Regions from separate parts of the Mus musculus genome. Here region 1 is linked to region 2. A link is a contact called in ENCODE Hi-C or POLR2A ChIA-PET data. All regions are on one chromosome and are shown on one strand. The core of a region is the stretch at or near the end of the contact, and the rest is flanking DNA. Distances in the headings are between cores, read along the strand shown. Region 1 holds the start of Gorasp1 (golgi reassembly stacking protein 1). Region 2 holds the start of Wdr48 (WD repeat domain 48).

Region 1 (4,808 bases), core at 937-3,436, 43 kb after region 2:
GCCGTTGCTGTGTGGTTAAGATTTATGTAGCCGGGCAGTGGTGTCGCACGCCTTTAATCCCAGCACTCAGTAGGCAGAGGCAAGTGTATCTCTGAGGTAGTTCCAAGACAGCCAAGGCTTAAAAAAAAAAAAAACCCTACCTTGAAAAAACAAAAGAAAATTTTGTGTTCATGTGTGCCAGGGTATACAGATGCCCTGTGTGTATGGGGTGGGGAGGTGCCTATGGAAGTCAGAAGAGGACCCTGGGTCCCCTGGAGCTGGACTTACGGGCAGATGTGGACAACCCAATGTCATGACCTTCAGTTTGTGCATGCATGCACGCACACGCACATAATACCAAGTCACCCTGGGCTTCCTAGAAGTCAAGTGTCCGTGACTGCTGAGCCATCTCTTCAGCTCACTGTGTATGTTTTTGAGATAAGAGCCTTGATGTATAACTTAAACTGGCCTCAAACTTGGGAGTCCTCCTGCCTTTGCGTCTAATGCTGGTATTCCAGGGATGAGCCACCACATCCTATTCCACATAGCTCTTTATGGCCTTCCTTCTCCCCTGTTTGATTTCCAAATATGAGTACTTTGTCTACCATGTTATCTCTAGTGCCTGAAGCTCTGCCTGGCATAGAATATATATTCAAAAACATGTCTATAGCTAGGTATACTCGTGCACATTGTAATCCTGGGATTCGGGAAGTATCAAGAGCTCAAGGCCATCCTACATCAAAAACAGCCGGGCAGTGGTGGCACACACCTTTAATCCCAGCACTTGGGAGGCAGAGGCAGGCAGATTTCTGAGTTCAAGGCCAGTCTGATCTACAGAGTGAGTTCCAGGACAGCCAGGGCTACATAGAGAAACCCTGTCTCAAAGAAAAAACAAGCAAACAAACAAAGGGACTGGAGAAATAGGTCAGCAGTTAAAAGAGCCTATTATTCTATCAGACGACCTGGGTTGAGTCCCCAGCATGCAAGTGTGACAGCTCCCAAATGCCTATAACTCCAACTTAAAGGGATCTAAAACCTCTGGTTTGCACACTCGTGTGCACAAACAAAAACAACACACACACCAAAAACACATCTCTGTAACGGGTCCTCATCCTCTGACCTGATCAACCTGTCCCCCTTTAACCAGCCCCCCTTGCCTTCACTCCGTCCACCACCCCCACCACCTCACTTCCCTCAGCCCTTGTGCAAAGATCCCAAACTCCTGACTTCCCGTGAACCTGTTTTAAAACACCCCCGGTTGGATGCATCCCAATGTCTGCCAACCCCCAAGCACAAATCTTGTCACTTTGATCTGTAAAGCCAATGTGGCTCTCCAGCTAGAAACCGCTTCCCTAGCCCTGACTCCAGACTTCCTTTGACATAGACCAGAGAGGCATAATGGCTCAGGAGGCAGGCGCACGCAGATGGATTTCTGTAGGTTCCAGCCCAGTCTAGCCTACATAGCAAGTTCCAGGCCAGTCGGGGATACATAATGAGACACCCACAAAATAAATAGATAGATAGATAGATAGATAGATAGATAGATAGATAGATAGATAGATAAGATTTAAGAGGAACCGAGAAAGAGCAGCTGAGAGTTTAACAACAGCTTGAACTAAGTACCAAGATCCTGTCTGAAGGAATGAAGGCAGGCAGGCTGACCCAACAGCCAGACAACCTGACAAACCTGCCCGCCTCCACACAGCTCTGCATCTACCTGCTTTTCAAAGGGGCAAAACAGGGGAGCTGAGTTCAAAGATCTTTCTATCCCCAACTCCATACGGCGTTCTTTATCAACCAGACTATACTTCCCAGCAGCCTGTTCGCTCGTACCTCCCTGCAAGTGACACGTAGGGCCCCATCTAGGTCTCGGGATGTTTCACTCTGGGGTCCCAATGCCCACCCTGGCTCCAGTCATTCTGGCCACTTCACCCCCTCTTCAGCAGCTTTCCCAAAGCCCACGAGCTCTCCCAGCCCCTTGCAATGCTCCTTAGAGAAGGGGCCTCGGATCTTGGACGCGCTGGGCCTCGCAAGGCATGCAGGGAGGTCACTGCAGGCCTCGGGGCTGTGCAACCCTCCCTGGTGATCTTCCACCACCCCGGCTCACCCCGTGCAGATGGAAGCCCTCGCCGCCCGCCGGCTGCTCGCTGCTTGCCCCTAGCCCCATGGCCGCCCTCTCCCGCTGCTGCGTGGCCTAGTCACGTGGGGCCAGGCCACGCCCTCCCGGATGTCACAGTTCTTAGCAACAGGCCAGCAGCCAGGTTGCCAAGGACGCGCGCGCCTTAGACTTCCGGCCGTGAGCTGGGCTGCGAATTGGGCGGCCAGAGCTGGGAATCCCGCTCAGCCGGTCATCACCTGAGCCGGGCTGCAGCCATGAGCAGCGATGACTCCTCTCTCATGGTGCGTGAACTCTGGGCCGCCTGCGCTCGGGACTACTTCTGCAGTCAGGACTGCTGCCCTGGGCTAGCTCTCTGCTCTCTGACCATTTCTGCTCTGGGGTTACCTTTCTGCTTTCTCTGGCCATCTGCCCTTGGGCCACCCTCTGCCACACCATCCACCCTGCTGCCTGCCCTCTGGCCATCTCTACTCTTAGGCTACTTCCACCCCCCAACCACCTCTACCCCTCTGTTCACTACTCTGGCAGCTTCTAGAAGTCCTTCCATCTTCCTCAGCTCCCTAACCAAAGCATTTCCCCTCAGTGTCCTCTGCACCCCTAGCCTCAAATTAGCACCCAGACCTGATCCTATCCCCCAAACCAATCCGTGCCTGTCCATTATCGCATCTGCCTCCCACCTAAGCCATCTGTGTTCCACTGCTATGAGGTCTATGCCCACCTCCAACCCTGTTCCTAATCTAACGAGAAGTGTCAGCTTCCAAAGTCTCCAGAGCCACCATGTATCTCTCCCTTAGACACCTCTGGCCTGGTTTCTCTACTTGGGCTCTTTGCACCAGCACTACTGCCTGGCATTACCCATGTGCCACCTGCAGCCACCCACACATCACTGCACGCAACAGCCAGAGTCATTTCTTTAGAATATCATTTGAGGTAACTGGGGATCTGGCTCAGTTCCTAGAATATGCACCAAGCCCTGATAGCCATAAAACAGGTGTGGTGGTAGGTGCCTTTAATCCTAGCACCGGAGAGGTGGGGAGGGAGGGTCAGAAACTCACCATAGTTGAGTTTGAGGCCAGTCTGGGATACATGAACACCAGGCTCTGCCAAAAGTTTTAAAAATCTGAAAACTTCACTCCCCTACTTAAAGCCATTCGAGCTGGTTCCTGTTGATGACCCTGTCTGACGTCTAGGCTCTTTCAAATGGCCCATGAGGCTTTTACGACCTAACCACATCTATCCCCAACTCAACACCCACAAACCTTAGAGGAAGTGAGCTTTTGCTTTGAAATCTCAGCCCCAATTACTGTGTGATCTCCATGGGCTGTGTCTCCCTGGGCTTCAGCTTCTTTAGCTGTGAAAGATACCAAGATGTGTATAGCGGAGGACATGGAGACCCTGAAAATGACCACTCCTCAGTCCCCTTCCTTCCCAGCCTAGGATGAGCCTGACTTGAAGCTTACATGGTGTATTGACCATCCCCCAGTCACCTAAAACCTCTGCCGTAGCCAAACTCCCTGGAGCGCCTTCCTTCCCAGGGCTGCAGAAGGAGAAGGCCAGGCCTGAATGCTGCCTCTCCCTTCCTGTTTGTAGACGTGAGAAGGAATGGGTCACCTCAACAGGAGTGGGTCTCACCCCATCGTGACCAGAACAAAGATGGAGGGACGGGAGCTATGGCAACCATGTTCTTTCTTTTCATGCAGGCTTCGATCATTTACTACAGCCAGGAAAAGTACTTCCACCATGTGCTGCAGGCTGCGAATGTGGGCCTAGAGAGGTACAGCAGCGACCCAGCCCTGCAGTTCTTCAGAGCGTATGGAATCCTTGGGGAAGGTGAGGCATTATTCCTACCCCAGGGGGAAACATCCTAGCTTTTATCTTCTAGCAGCATCTGGATGCCAGCTTCTAGCTATGTTCCCATGGAAACACCCCTGGCCCTCCCAGCCCCCCCCCATTAATGAACAGAAACCTGTAAAGTCTATATATCAGGTTAGCTTTTGAGATCGTGTCTCACTGCCCCCTGCCATGAGGCTCAGTATCCCTATCTATAAAATGGGTTGTTAAGAGAGAGAAGGCTAGGACTGTTTAACCCGTCTCGGGCTTGGAAGTTGGATCTGGAGGAAAAGAGAAGTGGGAGGTGTAAGCACTGGAAGGTTCAGATGTGAGGGAGTGGGGCTTAAACAGAGCCTGGGTGCTGAGAACTGTCCAAGCACCCTGTAGCTAACATTAGGGACATGTGGGATAAATGTAATCGGTAGGCCTTGAACAACCAGGTGGGAGTGCTCGGTCCCTCCTCAAAACTGACTCCAGTCCCTCTAAAGTGCCCAGGCTCGCTCTCAGGCACATCTCTAGGTTTCAAGTTTCTCAACCAGTCGGCCAGATGTAGTGGAGCACATGGGAGGCGGAAGCGGGAGGCTCTGGAAGTTCGACATTACCTTAGACTGTGTATCAAATTTCAAGTGCCCGATATACAAAAGAACCTTTCTCAAAAACAAAATAGAAAGTGGGGGCTGGAGAGATGGATCAACGGTTAAGAGCACTTGCCGCTCTTACAGAGGACTCTGATTCCATCCCCAGAATCCACGAGGCAGCTCTCGTAACCATCGATAACTCCGGTTCCTGTGGATTTTACGTCCTCTTCTGGCCTCCTACACACACATAAAATATTTACATTATTTATCAAACAAGGCAGATGGTGCCTAAAGAAAATCAGTTA
Region 2 (4,651 bases), core at 601-3,100:
TAGGAACCCTCCACACATCTTACCCTCATGTCCTCTCCTTTTCAGTGTTAAGAACCCAGAGTTCATTCAGTGCCGCGTGTTGGAATATTTACAGGTCTTCTGCAGATAACCATAGCAGCACATGGGGCAATGGCTGTACCATCTGAAAGACAGTATTCCACAGGCTCTGCCCATTTCTCAGCTCTTACATCCTTTCTGCCATTTTTTTTTCAGAGTTCCCCGAGACACCCAACAGTCACTTAGTCTCAGCATTTTCAGTCTCTGCATCAACTGCTGCTTGCTACAGAAAGTGCCTCTGGCTGTGGCTGAGGACAGTACGGATTTGTGGATATACATATAAATTTCTAGAAAGAAGTCTGATAACATGTAATTTAGCAAAACCACAGTAACAGGTTCCTCCCTGTGGCCGTGATGCCCCGAGCCATGGGATTTACAGGACCAGGTTACAGTACCAAGCTGGAATTCCTTCCAGTAGAACAGACCTCAAATCCAAAAGTAATTGGTTGCCCTCATAACCCTACAGCAGCGGGCACATCTTGCCTGGCAAGGTGGTCGGCTGGTTTATCACGGATGCTTCTTTTTCCCTGGCAGGATTCACAGCACCTATGAAAGCCAGTCATCACAGAGAAGCCAGTCATCACAGAGTCATCACAGAGAAGCCAGTCATCACAGAGTCATCACTGACAAGTTTTTGGGTCAGTGCACTTTGATGTCTCTGTGTCCAGCTACCAAAGTATACAGTGTCTCCAGCAATAGTGTCTTACTACTTAGTTTCGGTGGGCAACCAAGTGCAACAGCTATAGCCTGTATTGTTTTAGGGGCTTCTGGGTCTTCCCTGACCATGTCATAGAAAGCTATCCCATGCCTGGCATTGAGATTTTCATCTAATAATGCATGTCTTTTGGGGGGAATCATTTTCCATCCATGCAAGTGTATCTCTTTGAAATTCTGTATTTTAGATTTACTTCTATTTTGGGAGAGTGTTCTACCTGCGTCCGAAAGGGGGCGTGTGGGACTGGAGTTTATTGCAGCTCATGAACTCCCAGGTGAATGCTGGGAACCAAACCCAGGTCCTCTGCAAGTGCTCTCAACTTCTCAGCCATCTCTCCAGCCCCTTTGTATTTTTTAATTAGTTTATAAAGGTAGTGGGTTTCCATAGGGGTTATAGTACTTTGGTCATGTTTTTGCCAAAACGATCATTTAAAATATATTGTCAAGTTAGCAGGGCCTATGCGAACATTATCTCACTTAACATCCTAAGATCCATATTATAGCTGTACAGGCACACGTCTGTAATTCTGAGAGTCTGGGTAAGATCCTGAGGGGGCTGGTGAGATGAATCACTGGATAAAGGTGCCTACTGCCAAGCCTGAGTTAGAATCTCAAGGCCCACATAGTGGAAGAAGAAGACTACCACAAGTTGTCCTCTCCGCTGGTGTTTGAGAACAGCCAGGACTACACAGCGAGACCATGCCTCAAAATAACTAAATGACAACAACATTTTATTATTATTATTTTTAAAACCTATAAATATGGAGTTAGAGACGTGGTCCAGTTGCTAAGCACTGGCTTAAGTGGCTGGGGCACGACTTAAGCACGACTCTCTTGAGCGCTTTCTCTCTGCATGCAGGCGCTGGGACGGCCCTGGGGCTTAGCTGCACAGAGGTAGACCAGTACGGGCCCCCAAGCCCTGGTTCCAAGAGCGTTCCCGCCCACACGCTGCTATTTCTCCGCCAGCGCCTCCCCTCGCAACCAGCCCGGAAAGCCTACGCCCTACCTACCTTCTACCCAACCACAGAGTAGGGCGGGACATCCGCTGGCGCTTCAACTCTCCCGGAAGTGACGTCGGAGTGTCAACATGCAAGATGGCGGCCCATCACCGGCAGAACACAGCCGGGCGGAGGAAAGTGCAGGTATGGCGGCCCGGCTCCGCGGCCTTGGCGACACTGCCGTCGGCTCTGGTACCCCCGCGGGCGGGCGGATGCCTCGGGCCGCGGCTGGCCGGGTTCGACAGCCGGAGGATGGCGGGGCGGGGCGCAGCGGCGCGAGGGGTGGGGCCGGGGCGCCAACGGCCTGAGGTGGCGGCGGGCGGACTGGGCGCGCGGGCCTCGCGAGCGGTCGCGGGGAACCGCCGTCCCGGCGAACCGCCGTCCCGGGACACCGGGCCTGCGGCGGCGCCATGGGCCTGCTGCCCGCTCACCTGCCTCTGCTCTCGGCCGCCTTCCTCCGGAACAGCCGCGACCCGGCGGCGGAGGCCTCGCGGCGCCCGCGGGTGGGTGAGGCCGGGAAGCGAGGGGCCTTGCGGGGGCGTGGCGGGTCCGGGTCGCACGTGGGAGCGCTGTGCTGGAGGAAATGACAGTGTCCCTTCCTTAGCGATGGGCTTTGCCTCCGCCCTCCACCGTCCTCACTATGCATCTTCCGGGCTTCCTTTTTAGTCCTCATCTCCCTAACGTCGGAATCTCCAGTGATGAGCTCGCTGACCCGCACCGTGGGTGCTTTGGGTTTCCCCAAATCACGTTGGTTTGGTGTACGTTTGAGTTTTGCTTGCTGCCTTGTGTGCTGGGGATAAAGCTCGTTTAGCAGAGCCCTTCCTGTCCTGAGCAAGGTTCAAACCCCCTGCTCCACATAAAACCAGGCATGCTTGGTACCCGCCTGTACTTCTAGCGCTGCTTGTGTGTGTGTGTTTCTGTGGTGACGACAGGGGAATCGGAAATTCAAGGTCATCCTCCAGTACCTACCAAGTTTGAGATCAATCAGTCTGGGCTACACGAGACACACTGCCTTAAAAAAAAAAATGCATTCAGTCATTAAAGTGGACTGAGTGCATAGACTTGCCGCACAGAGGAGAAGAGACTAAAAGGGTTTAGCAGTCAGTAAACACTCCACGGATTGAACTCAGTGTTCAGAAGGGAGGGCCAAAGGTGAGTAACCCCAGCATAAGGCTGGAAAGCTGTGGCATTTTCTGAATGAGTGTCCTCTTTATAGTACTGACTTCCATTTGTTGGCCCTGTGTGCTCACTAATGGTTGTTTAATGGTTAGAATTGGGCTGACTGGGAGATGGTCAGTCTGGTGGAAGGCCTGTAGCACAAACATGAGGATCTGAATATCTGCGTCCACGTAAACATCTCTATCCCCTCACTTGAAAAGACGCCTGGCATGTGGGTTGGCACTTGAAATCTCAGCTCTAGGGAGGCAGAAAATGGAGTGTCCCTGAAGCTTGATGGCTGTCTAGTCCTGCTGATTGATAAACTCCAGGTCCCATGAAAGAAACAGGGTGGAGAGTGAGCAATGAGGGAAGGCACCCAGGTCACCCTGTAGCCTCCACATGCATGTGTCCCTATGTGCTTATGCCCCTGTGCACCACACTCACACAGGCGCTCACGCACTCACACGCTCACTAACAAGTAATAAATACTTTACAGGATCAGTGAGGTGACAAGAATGTAAAAATCCCCTAGCTTTCCCTGGGTAGGTGCTGCTTTCCTTCCAAATGGCATTGATGGCACTGAAGTAGCCCCAGCCTCCAGGCCAAGGGGGTGAAAACACTGATTTCAACTAAGTTGTAACTTAGTCCAGTTCCACACACTAGGACGGTGGTTCTTGATAGAGTAAGGATTATCAGTTCGTTCAGTTTGGGGTAAAGACTTAAAAGACATGGGCTTGCAAGATGGCTTGGAGGGGAGGTGTGCTTGCTGCCAAGCCTGAAGACTTGAGTTTGATTCCTGGGACCCACAAAGTGGACAGTGAAAACTGGCTCCAAGTTATCCTTGACTCTGGGGGAATACACCTCAGTGTAGAGCACGTGCCTGCCTCTCACAAGGCTCTGTCCTTAGCATCTTTTAAAAACATTTTTTAAAACAACACACACAACAGAGAAGAGTAGAGAAGAAAATCACATCAGGTGCCAAAAAAGTGTTTAAATAGGCTAGATGTCGGCTGGTGCGTATAGACCTAGGGAGAAGCTGATTCCACACTCAGCTGGCCAGAGGATGAAGGTAGAATTTGGTGTTTAGCACTTTGTTCAACAGCAAACCAATTGTGATTGGACACTATTTCCTATCAAAATCTGAAACTAGCCTGCTAAGAGAAGGTTTAGGATTTGTCCAGTAGGTACAGAGCAATGCTAGAAGCCTCGGAGACTGATTTCATCTCCTATTGCACAGAAGGGATGCACGCATGCACATTGCAAGAACTTACAAATGGTGCAAAAGTATAAATTGTAGTTGTTCTTCGATGTCTCAAGAACAGCAACTGTGTAGTGTCCTGTGTCACTTCAGCCTGCTCACTCTTTATACATTAGGGTAACTCGGTCTTCCCTGCAGGAGGTGAGGACGCTGCCGTGTGTGTTTTAAGTTGTTTAGGATCCCCTGACTTCTGCCCACTAGATGTAATAGTACCTTCCAAGCCATAACAATCAAAACCTCTCTAGATAGAAGTTTCCTTTAAGGGCAGAATTGACAGTGGATGAGAGTTATTCCTGTGCTTCTCTAGTTTGCTATCTGATGTGAATTTTTACTTCAAACAGAGCCATAGCGTTTACCACTTTGTGTCTTGCTTTGCCAAACTTAAAGGCAGCTCCTTGAGCCCACAGTCCCTTACTTTAAAAATGTGTTCTAGCTTTTCATAGTGGCACATTCTAATTCTAGCACT

Evidence for each region. Hi-C counts contacts between places; a loop is a spot of excess contacts on that map. ChIA-PET counts read pairs that join two places held with the same protein, here RNA polymerase II (POLR2A).
Region 1: a map of heart shows a loop between it and region 2 (7-fold over the local background). The contact joins the promoter of Gorasp1 here to the promoter of Wdr48 in region 2. A Hi-C loop is called at or near these places in 4 of 37 maps with a recorded cell type or tissue (T-helper 17 cell and heart). POLR2A ChIA-PET finds 5 or more read pairs at or near these places in 1 of 5 experiments (Patski).

Annotation. Positions count from the first base shown.
Region 1 is chr9:119,935,372-119,940,179 of GRCm38, forward strand. It overlaps Gorasp1 (golgi reassembly stacking protein 1), which reads right to left and starts at 2,187. Exons shown (of 9, transcript NM_028976.2): 1 at 2,087-2,187. The coding sequence starts at 2,146. Ttc21a (tetratricopeptide repeat domain 21A) reads left to right here and starts at 2,235. Exons shown (of 29, transcript NM_028735.3): 1 at 2,235-2,379; 2 at 3,796-3,925. The coding sequence starts at 2,353.
Region 2 is chr9:119,893,045-119,897,695 of GRCm38, forward strand. Wdr48 (WD repeat domain 48) reads left to right here and starts at 1,851. Exons shown (of 19, transcript NM_026236.3): 1 at 1,851-1,913. The coding sequence starts at 1,866. Gm2449 (a long non-coding RNA gene) reads right to left here and starts at 1,868. Exons shown (of 7, transcript XR_871350.2): 1 at 1,782-1,868; 2 at 483-603; 3 at 24-142.